Regions from separate parts of the Mus musculus genome. Here region 1 is linked to region 2. A link is a loop called in an ENCODE intact Hi-C map of the cell type or tissue named here. Cell type or tissue: left cerebral cortex. All regions are shown on one strand. Links, peaks and the distances in the headings refer to the core of each region. The heading gives the core; the rest is flanking DNA.

The links. Hi-C counts contacts between places; a loop is a spot of excess contacts. Peaks named below come from ENCODE experiments on the same cell type or tissue, not always from the same donor. Only the 100,000 strongest peaks of a DNase experiment are listed, where the experiment ranks them.
Region 1: it touches region 2 in a loop (2.2-fold over the local background); 2 of 42 quality-filtered maps call a loop at or near these places.

The regions. Positions count from the first base shown.
Region 1 is chr5:5,507,207-5,515,538 of GRCm38, reverse strand. Cldn12 (claudin 12) reads left to right here and starts at 563. Exons shown (of 4, transcript NM_022890.2): 1 at 563-774; 2 at 2,288-2,377; 3 at 4,417-4,468; 4 at 7,085-8,332. The coding sequence starts at 7,114. The coding sequence ends at 7,848. In left cerebral cortex, for the core only: CTCF peaks have their summits at 4,365 (motif pointing right) and 7,519 (motif pointing left); DNase peaks (open chromatin) are centred at 1,068, 4,353, 4,949, 7,499 and 1 more place; H3K4me3 peaks cover 2,745 bases; H3K27ac peaks cover 2,163 bases.
Region 2 is chr5:5,690,219-5,698,550 of GRCm38, reverse strand. Steap2 (six transmembrane epithelial antigen of prostate 2) reads left to right here and starts at 4,462. Exons shown (of 6, transcript NM_001103156.2): 1 at 4,462-4,593. All of the region lies in intron 1 of Gm40262 (a long non-coding RNA gene), which reads right to left. In left cerebral cortex, for the core only: no CTCF peak of the experiment used is centred there; DNase peaks (open chromatin) are centred at 4,134, 4,448, 4,805 and 4,935; H3K4me3 peaks cover 1,376 bases; H3K27ac peaks cover 771 bases.

The DNA of each region.
Region 1 (8,332 bases), core at 328-8,327, 180 kb after region 2:
GATAGGGGCAGTGTTCAGGATATAAAGTGAATAAGAAAAAAAAAAGATAATTAAAGAAAAGAGTTGTCAACATCGACAGTTTTTGTTTCTCTATTTGTGTGTATGTATATAGTGCGATGGAATCAACTGGAATTCACAGGCATCATTTTTGCTCTTTTTAACTTAAATACTGTGTATGAGTCCTTTGACATATTTATCTGCACAGGATGCACATATCAGAGAAGACGAGAGAGGATAGCTGATGTGTAGAAGAGTCAAATTAGAATACTTAATAATTAGTTTTATGTATGGAATTTTGCTGCAGTAGGGTATCTTTTGCCTATAGTTAACCCCAGAAGTAACAAGCAAAGTGCCCCTTGTAAATTTGTGTGGCTATGGAGTTAGACCTTTTTTTTTTTTTTTTTGCACTTAATGAACAACTTTTGATTGAGTAACCAAACGAATCTCAAATTTGTCCCTCATGCGTGTGATTGAGAGCATTCTAAAGCAAGCCGTAAACCTATCCCTAATAAGGTGCAAGAGGAAACGAGGGAGGCGGGACCCGGAAGAAGGAGGTGGTCTCAGGAATTGGCCCGCGGCCAGCGGCCCGATGGATGCTAGGAACTGTAGTTCCCGGCAGCCAAGGTATTCCCGAGCGGAGCCAGGGGAGAGCCTGACTGGTTCCCTGAAGCCTCCGGGGCGGCTTCGCCAGAACGCACTTCCGCGGCAGCGGAGGGAGACCAAGGAGCCGCGGCTCGGAGTGGGTGAGCGGGATGCCCGAGCCGTGAGGAGCCGGTAGGTGTGGTCAGGGACGCTCCCGTTTCCGAGTCTTTTGCAAGTAGTTGAAGGTGTTGCGTGAAACGGCGAAGCGGCGGCGAGTCGGCATTTGAAAGGTTGCCCACATGGGTGGACGTGGAAAAGTGGCCGAGGAGGTATTTGGTACCGCGTTTACAACGTTTTCGTCCCCTCCGAGGAGTGTGGAGCCGCGTTGCCGGGGCAGCCGAGGGCTGGGGGCGGGCGGGGGTGCGAGCTGCGAGCTGCGAGCTGGCTGCTATTTTGGACCCAGCGGCTGACGGCGCTGGTTGTGTAACGCTGACCTGCTCGCTCTCCCCACGCACCGGGCAGGGGTGGGCGAGCGGCGAGCGTGCGCCCGGGGAGGGCTCACGCCATTGGCTGGGCGCAGCCGCCCCCCCTTTGCCAGGCTCGGCCGCTCGGGGTCTCCTGAGGACGCGGCTCCCACCCGGACGTGCCGATCTGGCTGCTGCTGTCCCTCGACACTGCCCTGCTCTGCGAAGGGGCTAGTCTTCACTGCAGAACTGCTATGCCAGGTGACCTCATGGCAAAGGTTGCCCAGGGGTCCGATTGGGGTCATTGATTGTAAAACGAGCCCTTCTGACTTCGAAGCAACAATCTTGATTGATAACAACTCAAGAATCGTAGATGGGAGGTGGGGAACCTCGATGGAAATCAGCACCCAGGCCACATCCTGCATAATTACTGTAATAGGGCCAGCGATAAACGCCTGGATCCAGGAAGCTGCCAGGCGTTTATGAGTTTTTCACTCATCCTACCTGTTTGAGTTAACTAGTATTCCAACAGGAAGTCACTCCTCTTTAGAGATATGAAAACATACCAAATGGCAGGTTGAGCCAAGGACGATAGATACCACACAACATAAACTAAAAAGGACATACTAGTTGCAAATTTTAGGTTGTACAGAGCAGATTAGTTTTGTCTGGTTTTATGGTAAATACCGTCTTTTAAACATTTTAGAAAACAGTGCATTTCTTTTCATTCCAAGGCAACTGCATGGTGCTTTCTTTCACCGTGCTCCTTATGACACGGTAGGCAGGAACTAGATCTTGAAAAATAAATCTATTAATTTTTTTCTTAGATTTCTAACCCAGTAAAGTGATTTGTGATTTTTAATTTTAGCCTTAATTATCCCGAACTTTCAAATCACAAAATAAGAGTTATTTTCCTTTGAGGCTCATATCTAATAGTGAATATAAGAATAAATTGCCTGTGCTATTTTTTTTGTTGTTGTTGTGTTTTTGTTTTTGCTTTGTCGTGGTGCTGGCGTTTGAACTTTGGGCCTTCTACATGATGGGCAAGCATTGTAGCTGAGCTACACCCCTAACCTTAAACTGCCTTTTTGAAAAACTTATTGCTTGCCTGTTTGGCTGTAGCATTTTATTATTAAGTCTAGACAATTACTGCCCCCCCCCCCCCCCCAGTTATATGTGAGTTAAAATAGAGTTGCGAAGGAAGGACTGTAGTAATTTGGAGCATTTTTCTACTTTGGTAGGTCCAGATTATCTCTGCTTTGTGTGCAGATGTGCTCCTGTTGCATCTGAGTTCACTAAGCTGACTTTGGAGGATCAGGCACAGGGAAAGGGTGAGTATGCCCCTGTCCCTGGTTATATAATGTTTCTGCTGTCTCAGTCAGGAACGCTGCTGTTCTTCTCTTCTTCAGCAAAATAAAAGTGTAGAACCTTTGTGGGTACAGTGATTGATGGTTACAGTTTCCAAGAAGACCCAAATTATAGGTAGAAGGGATAGCCACTGTTAGCATCAAAAATTAATTTAGTGGCCATGAGACATACATTCTTTTGTAGTGATTCCTTGGAATTGTCTCTGAAAAAACTATAATGGTTTTGAGAATTCCAAAAGCTCTTAGCCACTATTTCTGCATCAGCTTTCTTTGAACTCTCTTCAAAGCCAGAAAAAATAATCTTTTGAAAGTATTTTTATTCAAAATGATACCATCGATAACATTGATAGACTAAGTTTTCTTCTCTGAAAGTCACTCTGGAACAGATGACAAATGTGGAGTCACTGTTTTAGAACAGAATATTTGATTTGGTCAGTAACCACACCAAAACAAAAGTTCTGTCATTATTGCTAGAAAAATCTTTCTTTCATTTTACAAAATTGGAGAGACTGTTTGCCAGTAAGTAGCAGAAACAGACACATAATCGAGAATCAGCCTGAGTGTTTCAGAGGCGAGGGTGTGGGGACCTGTCCCAAATGAAATGAATTCAACTTCCACTAAAGCAAATTTATAATTTCCTCTGTACCCTAGCTAGACTCATATGGACCAGCTATGTATTGACTCCTTCAGTCAGTAAGTAATGGAGTACTGTCTGTGTGTCAGTAGGAAACTCAACAAATCAAACACAGGGATCTCTGCCCTGAAATTCACAGTCTGTTGGGAAGGAATATCTAAACAAGGAATTGTAAGCATTTTCACTGCTACCAAAGAAAACGTAAAACCCCGCTGTTCACGTCATGCAGCTGGGGATGGAGGACGGCTGTGACCAGAAAGGGAGGGGTTAGTAGGTCTCCCAGCAACATGACTGGATGTCAGTTAAAGAATATGGTGGGGCTGAGGAAGTCCTTAAGGCTTGGAGAGCTGGCTTAGCAGTTTAGAGCACTTGATGCTCTTTCAGAGGACCTGGTTTGGTTCCCAGCACCCACGTGGTAGCTAACAGCCAACTCCAGTTTCAGCGGATCTGGCATCATCTTCTGACCTCAGACATTGCATGCATGCGATGCATAGACACACATGCACTCACATAAAAATAAGTATTTAAAAATAATAGTTTGGGAGACTATACCATGTGACGTAGCTATTAAATTAAAAAGTGGAAAACCTGGAAAGGTTAAATGGAAAGTTTGGAAAGGTTAAACAGTGTGGTTACATAGACAGCTGTATAAGGTAAGAGTGGCATAGAACGAGGCTGAGCATGGCGGAAGCCAAAGGGTGTGCGCCTCAGGGAGATTGGACGTTTTTAGAGACCTAATTATTCAGGAAGTGGGAAACTATTGTGTGGAAACAAGTGAAGTGACAGATCACAAAAATACTGCTCTGGACACAGAATTCATCAGCATAGCACAAGTGTCTCAAATTTGATCAAGTCTTAATCTGCAAGTCAGCAATATTTTTTAGTTTTAGCACTAAATAGATCATTTCCTATTATTCCCTCTATCACCCTTTGAGACATTATGTCACCAGTGGGATGAGACTTACTATCAAATTATAGATGTATAGAGTTAATAACAGGATAAAAAGTGAAATGACCAAAGGCGGTTACAAGATGCTAAACATGAATTCCAGCACTAGGGTTGAACCTGAATCTTGAGGCCATTAATGTTCTTTTTCTGAAACACAATTCATGGTATCTCTGATGACTCTATAAAACTGTTAGTCCTTGAGAGTTTAATTAAGCATATGCCACCATACCAAGTTCAGAGAAGTGATATAAAATATAACATCAACTTGAAGGAAGGTATAAATACACTTAGCACTGAAGTAAGTGCTTGGTCTGCCCACGTCCATTGATGCTGTCTGGTGTCTGTCAGCTGAGGGCGGCAGGAGAGTAACTAACAAGGCTGGATGTTCTGACTGTGCTTCTCGCTGCCTTTGGGCTGCAGGGATCAGAGGCGCAGACAGGCTGCTTGGAGAAACGCTGATTACCTTGAAATTGTGAGTATTTGTTCCCCATCTCTGGAATCAAGAATGAAATTGTGATTGAGCTGAGAGTTTGAGAGTATTTGCTGATGGAAGCTTGAAGCTTTAAAAGAAACAGGAAAAACCCTTTCCTTACCGCTCTGACTTTACCTAACCCAGGGCAGTAACTTCTTAATAAATGGTTTACTGCCTTATGTCGCTTAATGGAATAACAGTGATCACTTAATACATGGTAATCATACAGTTGGTTAACCGTCAGTATTTTGTATTTGCATGAAACAGCATACTTTTATTAACACACTAGACCAGTGTCCTTTCGGGACATTTTCCACATGCATCGCATGCCACAGATACTTGATGCATGACTGACTCCTTAGTCATAGCTGTTTCTTTGTCTAGCCCACATTTGTGAATACATTGTATGGCCTTGCGGTACACGGCCCACTTCTCATTCATATAATCCTAAAATGATTTGTGTGCCAGGTGCTATGCAAATTGCTCATCATATGTGGGGGAAACGGGTCAAAAAAGAGCTGGAGCTGAGCGGTGGGGCTTGGCATCATTAAGACTTCCAACACAAGTCTTCTCAAACCTGCACCAAGGTGCTGGCTCTGAGCCAAAGTCGTCGTTGCTAAAATTAAGCAAGAAGGGTGGATTTTTTTTCTAATTTGCATGAAAACTAACCTATATTTTTTGCAATTTAATTCTGAAAATTTTCTGGAACAGTTACAACTTTTGATACCGACAGAAGGCAACATAATCAGTAGTAGCTAATACTGTGGGAAAACTTAGAACTACCCGTGGTTAATTTGAAAAACCTAACTTAAGGCCATTTATGGCCAAACTCTACTTTGATAGTATACACTTAATGATGTATTATTTGAATACACAGGCATAGAGTTTTTGTTGGTAACACTATCCCTGGTTTGTGTGGCTGTCTAACACGACACTGTTTCCTACAGAACACTATGTTTGCTTGCTGAAACATGTGCTAGTCTCTTAGCATTTCGCCATGATTATCTTTCTGACCCCGACTTCCCGGGAGTGTTCCTGTACCATCTCAGTAGACAATACTTGATTCTGGAAAAGAGGATGGATTCTGTGAACATCATGATATTGTATTCGTTTAAAAGTCACTCAACTCTACCCCTTCATCTTGCTTTGAATAACAACAAAGTAAATGTACCCCTAAAAGTTGTCTGCTCTGTTGCCTCATGGTGGAAAATAATGTTTAAGTAGTGCTTTGAGGTGCATGGGAAACTGGAGAAAATTAAATCTGAGTCAGATGCTGCTTTACATAGTCATAGATGGGAAGAGCATGCAGCCTTGTAATTTGAGAAGAGAGAAAGGCCGTGTGCTGTTTCTATTACAATGGTAAGGGGTTCTGAAGGGGTTCTACTTCAGAATCTGCGTGTATCTTATGCTAACGTTAATAGCTTTATAAATACCAAGTCTTGGAGATTTCCCTGAAAAGCACTTGAGTCTAATTAAATCATCCAGAAGATAGGTAAGAAGAAATTCCAGGACCTTTTATTCTCTTCTGATCGACTGGAGATGGGCCCATTTCATTTCTAATAACTTCCTGGTGTGCCAGAAAGTAGCGAGACGAGTTTGCTTTTTCTCAAGTAGCATTTGCTCAGTAAATGCTGCTTAAGCCACTGTAGTGTGCCAGGTACTAAGCTCTGGTCAAGCAGAAAAGGCAGCCGCTCGTGCTCACACCCAGCGTTCCCTTTACACAGTGCTTCAGGCGTGTTCTAAGCACGTGCCATTGCATTAACTCATTGGATGCATGAGAAAAAAGCCCTGTGAGGTAGGCTCTACTTTCTTACCCAGTTTGCAGATGAGGAGTGAAGGCACAGGGAATGTCTGTCTGTCAGCCAGGTCACGAGGCAGCTCTGAACGTCCGTCCTGCTGTCCTGCCATGCTTCTCCAGACAGCTTACTCACCTGCTGCTTGGGGCTCACTTTGCATTTGTTAGAGCACTTATGCTGAGGCTGAGGTCGTAGAGCCTGTAGCTGTTAGATATTGAGTGTCCTAGCCCTTGCTTGCTACAGTTTGAATAATTTGTGATTTATTTTTTTCATTGAAAACCTGATATGCAAAGTGGCCCGTGTATGTATGCTGAGTGAATATTGACAACCACTTTTAAATTTTAGGTGTGATGTTACTCTCTTTAATTATGAAGAAAAATAACAATGGCTGAAGATTTTAGTTGCTGTGTGACAAAGAGATGACAAAGCACATGTGTGCACTTGATCTGGGACATATGTGTTAATAATGTACATTCATATTGTACAGACAGGAGACTGGAGTTTCCATCTCCTTCCTTCCTTCCTTCCCTCCCTCCCTCCCTCCCTCCCTCCCTCCCTCCCTCCCTCCCTCCCCCACCTTTCTTTCTTTCTGATAGGATGGGTAGGTGGTTGGCAGGGTCTAGTCTAGAACTCAATTTAGAGACCAGGCTGCCCTCAGACATGCTGCAGTCCTGGTGCCTTAGCCACAGAAGTGCTAGGATTGCACTAGCTAGCTCCCTCCTGCACTAGCATTTCATCTCTAAATGTGCTGCCAGTTGGTGGCAACTCTAGCTGTGCTCTCCCATGGTGCCTGATTTGCCCTGTGTGTGTCATCCCCCAGACTGACCATACAGCTCAAGCCCTCCTGCCATGGGCTGCCGAGATGTCCACGCAGCCACCGTCCTGTCCTTCCTGTGTGGTATTGCCTCTGTCGCAGGCCTCTTTGCGGGGACTCTGCTTCCTAACTGGAGGAAACTGCGGCTGATCACATTCAACAGAAACGAGAAGAACCTGACGATTTACACGGGCCTGTGGGTGAAGTGTGCCCGGTATGATGGAAGCAGTGACTGCCTGATGTACGACCGTACGTGGTACCTGTCGGTTGACCAGCTGGACCTGCGTGTCCTCCAGTTTGCCCTGCCTCTCAGCATCGTGATCGCAATGGGTGCCTTGCTACTCTGCCTGATTGGAATGTGTAACACGGCCTTCAATTCTTCCGTGCCTAACATCAAACTGGCCAAGTGTCTGGTCAATAGTGCAGGCTGCCACCTGGTGGCCGGACTCCTGTTTTTTCTGGCAGGTACCGTGAGCCTCTCTCCGTCCATCTGGGCCATCTTTTATAACAGCCATCTCAACAGGAAGTTTGAGCCGGTCTTTACCTTTGACTATGCAGTATTTGTCACTATTGCTAGCTCAGGGGGTCTGTTTATGACTGCTCTCCTGCTGTTCGTTTGGTATTGTGCATGCAAGTCTTTGTCCTCTCCTTTCTGGCAACCGCTGTACTCTCACGCTCCCGGGATGCACACTTACTCACAGCCCTATTCATCACGGTCCCGCCTCTCTGCCATTGAAATCGACATTCCAGTAGTCTCACACAGCACTTAACAGAGATACAATTAACTGTTCAAAGGATGTCTTGTAGCCTCACAGCCCCCTGCATAATGAGCCTTTTTGGACCTGTGTACATTTTTCCTATGTTCCTTATCAGTCAGTGGAGCCAAATTTGTATATCTTGGTAGAATGAAATGCTGCTAGATTTTATGAGGTACATATTACATTCTTCTAAATGTGAACCATTCCTTTTATCTTGCTTCTGAGACTAGAAGGGTCTCTAGCCTCCTTGTTGATGTCTGATCAATAGCTTATGTGAAAGGACCCATGATAACACTGGAGGCAGTGAAGACAGCATATTGAACAATGCTGTTTGATCTTCACCCGTATTTCAGATTGTGCATTGACTCCGATGATTGAAAGGTGGAAGGGGCAGTTTCAAACTTAAGACGTTTCAGTCGGATGAGGCTAGGAGTTTGTCTGTCTCCAGAACTCTTCCAGCTTGAAGGTATAATTTCATTCTCTCTGGGGACTAATT
Region 2 (8,332 bases), core at 308-8,307:
TCAGAAAGACTTCTTCTACTGGAACATTCCAAAGATCTCTACACTAGGGCTCTGTTCAGTTTTTGGCTTCCTTATGTGACATGGGGCCTAGGTCAACATTTGGGGGTCTAAATATTTACTTTTCTAAGCATTGTTATAATTTAAATTCCTTTAAGTTATTCTATTTTCTGTGTATAAGTGTTTGCCTGCATATACGTCTGTGCATTGATTGGTGCCCAGATGCTCTGGAACTGGAGGTAGACAGATGTGAGCCACCCGTGGGTGTCGGGAACCTAATCTGGGTCCTTCTCAGGGGGATCAATTGCTCTTCCAGCAGAGACATCGCTATAGCTCATTGTTTATTTTTCTATTACCACAAAAGTAATTGAAAAGAATCCACAGAGGAGATGCATATTAGGAGAGAAATGTTAGATTAATGACAAAACCACTCAACCAAATTCTTCTGAGTAGCTGTGCTCTTTCCCATGCATGCTTTTTAATTGCATACATTCTAACATGTGTGCTCCTAATCTACTTAAACCAATATAAATAATAAAATCTGTTGCAGATTAGATGCTGAATTTGAGAGACAAACGTATATTCATATTTTCCATAAAAAATTAAATTTTCATACAGATAAATAGGATACTATCAGAAAAATAATTGTAAAGAATCTTGCTATTTTTAATGTGTATGTATCGGTGTTTTGCTTGCATGCATGTATATGTACCTCATACATACCTAGGAGGCCCAAAGAGGGTGCCAAATACCCTGGAACTGAAGCGGCTCACAGTTGTAAGGTATCACATGGGTTTTGGGATGTTGAACCTGTGTCCTCTGGGTGAGCAGTCATTGCTTTAAACTGCTGAGTCACCTCTCTAGCCCCATAAAAGTCATTTTTAATAAATTCACACTTTGGAATATATCTTAAAGAAATGTTCTTTTAACTTAATATCCCAAAAGTAAGGTATGTAAAGCTGTTAAAGCAGTATTACTCATAACAGAAAAGGAATTGGATTTTTTTTTTTTTTGAGACAAGTGTCACATTATGTACCATTGACTGTTCTAAAACTCTCTATGTAGACCAGGCTGGCCTTGCACTCACAAAGGTGTGCCTGCCTCTGCCTCCCAAGTTCTGAAAATAAAGGCATGTGCCTCCATGATGCCTGGCTGGAAAACTCATTTTCTTAAAGCTTTGTGTTAGACTACTATATATCATATTATGGAATACATAACCATTAATAATTTTCTCTCTCTCTGTGGTGGCACTTGCCTTTGATCCCAGCACTCTGGAAGAGTTCAAAGCCAGCCTGGTCTACATAGCACATCCCAGAACAGCAAAGGCTACACTGTGGGACAGGCTTAAAGTGGGCAGGGACTGAATTATGTTGATGAAAAGATGTTCATGAAATAATGTTAACTATGAACTATGTTTTGTACAGATGCACATTTGCTTTGTTTAATTGCTTTATAAGTGTTTTATATTCGGTCTTTGTTTTATTCAATTGTTCTATTAGTATGAAAAGACACCTTGACCACAGCACCTGTTATATAGGGAATCATTTAACTGAGCCTTGCTGACAGTTCAGAGGTTTAGTCTGAACATGGTGGGAAAAATGGTGTCATGAAGGCCAACATGAGTTGGAAGAGCTGAGAGTTCTACATCTGAATCAGCAGGCAGCACAGAGAAACACAGGGCCTAGTTTAATCATTTAAACCCCAAAGCCCACCTCCAGTGACACACTTCCTCCAACAAGGCCACACCCACTCCAAGACCACACCCCCTAATCCCTCCCAAGTAGTACCACTTCCTAATGACCAAGCATTCAGATATATGAGCCTAGGAGGGACTATTCTCATTCAAATCACCGATCTATTTCAGTTATCTTGAAATATATAAATATGCTTTCAAAAGTAAAAAGTAGGTAGGTTACTCAGTTTTATGTTTACTGAATTGTTTAATTTCACAAAAACAGAATTTCATACAAAAGTCATTCTATCAATATACACTGTTCACAAAGACTCTTTACTCTCAAAAAATCATCTTTGATCATCAGCAGTGTGGGCTAAGTGAATGTCTTTAGTGTAGATAGTCATAGAGCCTTGAGACATTAATGTACACAATGGCTCTCTAGAGTGAGGATACTGCCTATGATTTACCCAAAGTCTACTACATGTAACAGGCCTTGTGCACATTTTATTTGCACCTATTTAATAAAATGTCTTCACCCACAGTGATGGTTTGTAAATGCTTGGCCTAGGGAGTGGCTCTATCAGGGAGGTGTGGCCTTGTTGGAGTAGGTGTGTCACTGTGGGCATGGGCTTAAGACCCTCATCCTAGCTGCCTAGAAGTTCGTGTTCTGTCAGAAGCCTTCAGATGAAGATGTAGAACTCTCAGCTCCTCCTGCACCATGCCTGCCTAGATGCTCCCCTGCTCCCACCTTGATGATAATGGACTGAACCGCTGAACCTGAGAGCCAGCCCCAATTAAATGCTGTCCTTTATAAGTCTTGCCTTAGTCATGGTGTCTGTTCACAGCAGTAAAACCCTAACTAAGACACCCATCAAACAATAAATTTTGAAAGACTTGTAGTCACTCTGTGTCCTGCTTTGTTCAAGAGTGCCTGACACCCAGGACACAAAGCTCTTGGTGAATGAGAGCCAGAGAGCTCCAGGTGCTTAAAGTTCCTTTAGGCGCTATCATCTCAAAGTTATCCACTTGTATAATAACTTCAAAGGAGAAATTATGTTAACACCTCTAGGCCACTAGAGATTTATTTAATGAATTATTGCTGTGCTTCAGTGGAATAAATTACTTCAGGGAACTGAGGACACTTCTCAGAGAGTGCTTCATGACCTGGAAAAAAGGCTTGCGAAATCAACTTTATATACTTTGAAACTGTAACTGGAAATCACTGGTAAAGATGGCCACCGGTTCATGAACTGGACCGGGAGCCATCTTTGGAGCACTTTGGGCCAGCCTGGCATTTTCCACCCATGGAGGATGTTTGCTTATTTTAACAGTTCAAGTATGAAAAGCAGATACTCCTTCTGGAAATTGTTGACTCATTCATTCTTTTGGGAGGCAAATGGTTTCGCATACTATTTTTTTTTTTAAATAAACAGAGTCCATGTCTCAACAGCTTTTAAAGATATTTTAAATGTACAACTTACCTGTTTTCTGTAATAACTTATGGCTTTGTACAACTGAGAATAAAAACGTGATAACCTTTGCTAGACCTTATGTAATGCTTTTGTTTATGTGATTGGAAAGCTACATCTTCTCACCAAATGCTAAGGACACAGCAGTTTCCTCCACTGGTCCTCCAAAAGTGTTAGAAATACCCTGCTGTTTTCACTATTTGACAGTAGTTGAAGTGAAACAATAAACACTGATATAAAATGTAAGGATTTTTTTTCTCCCCGTTACCAAAATGGAAAGTATTTCCCAGTTGTCAGTCTTTCCCCCTAATACATCACTAACAGCGGAGTTTGTGCCTAAACTTTAAACCTCAGCTGTATGTATTTGGGGGTGGGGAAGAGATGCTTTTCACAAGGATCAAACAAAGAATGTTTCCCAGGTTGAACTTGCAGAGGTTAATCTGTGTATGCCTTTCAAAGGGGAAAGTGCAGTGCCCTGAGGATCGATCTAAGACCCTCTTCTGCTTTTGTTCTGATTTGTCTAGTTAATAAACCACCAAGAAAGATAATTTTTAAACCTAATTTGCTGAAATGAGAATTTACTAACGTCTGAGGGTGGGGGAAGTAAATTTGACAATTTTCGACAAATTGGTTTTATATTAAAAAAAAATCTCCACTGACACTTTTGACTAAAAAGGTAAATAAAAGATCCCCATCTACTTGTTAATCCAAAATCGGGGGGGGGGGGGATTAGAGAAAGCAAGGTGCCCTTACACAGCTCAGCGAACCCTGGATGCTCCAAGGCCACTGCAGCTCTCCGCAGGCACGCTGGTCTCCTGACTCGGCTTCACCTTCCAGTCCGCACAGAGCTCGGGGGCACCGGCGACAGGGAAGGTCAGAGTCCACAGACTAACCCCTACAGCCCACGGCTGAGAAGGGCCTCCAGTCCCAGGGAGTTTTAAAATGCGGTTCGTGGAAGGGCATTTCTGATCATTCCCTTTCAAGGACATGATGCAGCCGAAAGGGAGAAAAAAAGCGCACTTTCTTCGAGGTTTGTGTGGAACAGAGTAGGGAGAAGGGGGGTGGACAGGGAGGAGGGCACTAATCAAAGCCAAGTCCGGGGCGGCGTGGCGAGCGTCTCGGAGGTAGTGGAGTGTAAACGCGGGCGGGATCCACGTAGGGCTGCTCCCACGGGGGGTCTCCGCAAGATCGCGCGCAGGCGTGGGGACCGCGGCCGGGTGGGTCCCCACGCACTCTGCCCCGACCGACCCGCGCCCCCCTGCGCGTCACCGCCAGCCCTGCCTCCGCGCGCCTCCTCCTGCTCCACCTCCCCGGCGCGGCGCGGTCCGGCTCGGGGGCAGGAGGAGCTTGGGCGGGAGGAGCACTCCGTAGGCCCGGGAGCTCGGCGGGCCCTCGGCGCGGGGGAGCCACGGCGCTGCGCTGCGAGCGTGGCTCGGAGAAGAGGGCGTGGAGGTGAGCCGGGTGGCCAGAGCGCCGAGGTGGCCGATCCGGGGTCGCCGAGCAGCGGGTGCTGTGCGGGAGCCGCATCTTTCCTCCCGGATTCCGGGGGGGGCTTGGAGCTGGCCAGGGGGCGAGTGGGAGGGGTGCTGGAGGGCGTCCGTCGCACGCATTCCGCCCCCTTATCCCCGTCGGTCTTCCCAGAGCTCTGGGAAGTCCTCGGGTCCGGGCCCAACAGAAAGGAGGCCAGGAGAGACCTTGTCCCAGGTCGGATGTGCCCGAAAGGGAAAGGACCCGCAGGTTACTTTTGCCAGCCACTTTGGATTGATGCGGCACTTTTCACTGTCGTACAGCACTGCTTGCCAAACAGGTAAATAATGCCTGCAGTGGCTTTGCTTATAAACCCGGTCATGTAATCCGGGTGTGCTCAGGCCATTTTGCGTTTAGAAGTAATTGGTCTGGTCTTTCAGTGTCCTTAATTACCTCTGCGTCCCGTGTTCAGCCTCAGCTGAAACTTGTTGAAAATTATGCCCTAAAAATCTTGTTCTGAAAATAACATAGGGAGATAAAGAGATTTTATTTTTCCTGTGGTCGGGGAGAATTCCATTTATTATCTTCACTATCCTGTGAAGCAGGATTGGTGTCAGTGTTTACTCTTCAGGCAGATTGTTTGTTTGTTTGTTTGTTTTTAAGTAGAAAAACTTATTCTGACCCACATTTAATTATCGCCCATCACTGTAGGTGAAATAAAATTCAGACTCCTGCCCCCACTTCAACCCTCAGTACTTGATTACCTAAAGCCCCAGTTAACCACCCCACTGCTTGCAACCTTCTTCTCTCTAGTCTACCCTACCACCACCCTTTTAATAGTTTTTTTAATTACTTATTTACTGAGTTGATGTTTTCTTTGACACTGTACTCACCCCCCCCCCTCCATCCCCCGCATCCTCAAGATAACCTATTTGGAAACGTAAGATAGGAAAACCAGAGTGTTTAGCTGCACCGGGGCAGCTATCAGGCTGCCTGGAGATGCTCCTGAGATGGTGGCATTCACTGCGGTTTCTGCCTCTCAGCTAGTCTGGGCGGGGTGGGCTGGCTGGGGCTGGGGCTGGGGGGCAGTTTCAGCAGTGATAAGTTAGCTAATTGTGAAAGATGGGAATGAGGAGCTTCATGAAATCACTCTTATTGTACTGGTACTATGGAAAATGCTCTTCTATTGAATGAGCATAATTGTACTTTAGCACTGGAACAGAGCACAGATAAAGGCAGAATTTTAAAATGATTACACATGATACAGAAAAAAGAGAAGGGTAAAGATGCAACGAAAGCTCAAAAGGCTAGGCCTGTGAGAAAAGAGGCAGGCAGAATATCTGGAGGTGCAGTTACTCTTTGCTCAGCCTGTAACTATGACTCTGAGGTAACCAAGACATTGACATAGACATAACATTGACACACCACTTAAATCCTCTGAGGCCTTTTGGGCCCACGGATCTTAACCATGGGAAAGAGAGATCTGGCCTAGAGCCTCATTACATTTTCTTTGGCCTTGGTGTTTATAAAAATGCATTTAGTGACAAAGAACATTCATTGCATACATAGTTGGTATGTGCCAGGCAGAGTGGATAGGAGTGTGTGTGTGTGTGTGTGTGTGTGTGTGTGTGTGTGTGTTTTGAGGATTTAAGTAAACAGTCCAAGAGCAAATAAGCACTTCTTTAAAACAACTCCCCGGGAACTTAACAGGGGCTGGAAGATGCTTGGTGAGTAGGCTGGAATCAATCACATCTGTAGGAGGCAGAGTCGGGTGGAAAAGAGATCTGTTTTTTCCACTTCTTGAAAAGAATTCTGGGGCTGGGCAGTAGGAAATATGGGGCCATCAGGATAAGGCTGGAGAGGTGAGCAGAAGCTGTCATATTTGGGACCTTTTGGGTCACAGTCAGGTATGAGAAGAAGCCGTTGACTTTTAAGGAAGAGAAATATTTTATGCCATTTGTGTTTTAAGGGGACCACAGCTCTTAGGTAGAGAGTGGGTATAGGTAAAAAGTGAAGAGAGACTGAAAGGTAAAGATAAGATACTGGCAAGCGAGGCATGACGATATTGCCCTTCAGGTGCCAGGTCCTGAGGCTGGGGCACTTGAGCCCAGGAGTTTGAGACCAGCCTCAACAGCACAGGGGACCTCATCTCAGAGTTGGGGAGGGGGAGGACTGGGGGTGAAGGTTTGATGTGAGAACAGATAAGAGCACCTGGGCTAGTTGGGTGTGCTGGTGTCCTCAGAGAAGGCATAAGAGGTACTTTAAAGGGCTGAGTTTGATGGCACCCACCTTTGATCTCAGCAGAGGCAGGCAGATCTCTATGAGGCAAGGCCAGCCTGGTCTACATAGCAAGTCCCAGACCAGCGAGAGCTACAAGACACTATGAAACCAAAGAACAGGGGTTTCCTGGTGAGGGCAAACAAAGCATAGAGATTGAATCCCCACTGCAGAGTCATCGCTTGAGCACCCGATAGGGAGTGGTGAAGCTGGGATACTGCAGGTAGAGTTGAGTTTTGAACCTGTTAGGTTTGAGATGTCATGAGAAAGGCTATGATCCGATGCCTTTAGAAGGCAGAAAGGGTGGTCTCCAGGGGAGACTGGGAAGATGGGTGGCTTTTGATGGGTGAAGGCGGCTATCGTGGATGTATGAGATTAGTAAACATGTTTGTCTGGTTTTTCATTAGCATTCTGCAGAGAGCTGAGTGGAGATACAGAGAAAATGGGTAGCTGGGTTCTTCTAGAGTTTTACTAAGTGTATGTGGTGGCAAGTAAGAATCTTTTCAATGAAATTACTCTCAGTGTCCACAGGCTGGGTTTAAAGAGAATCCAGGAATGGAATGAGAGATCCATAAACAAAAGTTGTTTTGCCTCTTAGACATCACTGTGAAGGTTTAAGCTGAGGTTATCAGGAAGGTACTGGATGTGCCCAGAAAGTGAATGCCTGGAGGCAGAGATTCGTTGCTTTTGATGAACAAATCATGAAAACAAGAGACCCCGAGGTTAAGATGCTTAACGCTACCAGGCAGAAGTGGTACCTGTAATCCCAGCACTTGGGAGGCAGAGGTAGTCAGCTCTCTGAGTTTGAGGCTGCCCAGGTCTACAGAGCAAGTTCCAGGACAGCCAAGGCTACACAGGGAAACCCTGGCTCCAAAAAAAAGGTTTATCTCCTGGAATGGTGAAGTCTTGAGATTGTTGACACGTGCTGAGGGACAGAGAACAACATCTCCAGTGAAAAGGGATAATCTAGAAGTCAGTAGAGAGCAGAGAGGCTATAGGGAGAGGTTGTTAGAGTTTCAGAGTACGTTAAGGAGGTTTGGATATGAGCTTGTGAAGAATACAGTAACCTGCCTCATGGCTCTGCAGGATTTGATTTGCTCGATAGCAGTCATCAGATTGTGAAAGTCATGAGAATCTCTGAGGATAGCTCTTTTCTGAATTGCGGTCATCCAACAACTGATGTCCTAGATGTTTCCATGCAATATAAATTAGGCTCTGTTTTTTTTTTTTCTTCTTTTTTCTTTTTCCAAAATCAATTTAGCCCAACTGCTGCCAATGTGCTAGAGGAATGTCAAGGAATCCTAAACTGAAAAAAAATAATCTTAGGGGCTATCTTAGTCACTGCTGTATTGCTGTGAGGAGTCATCGTGGCCAAGGCAACTCTTAAAAAAAGAAAGCATGTAATTGGGGGCTTGCTTACAGTTTCAGAGCTTTGTCCATTATTATC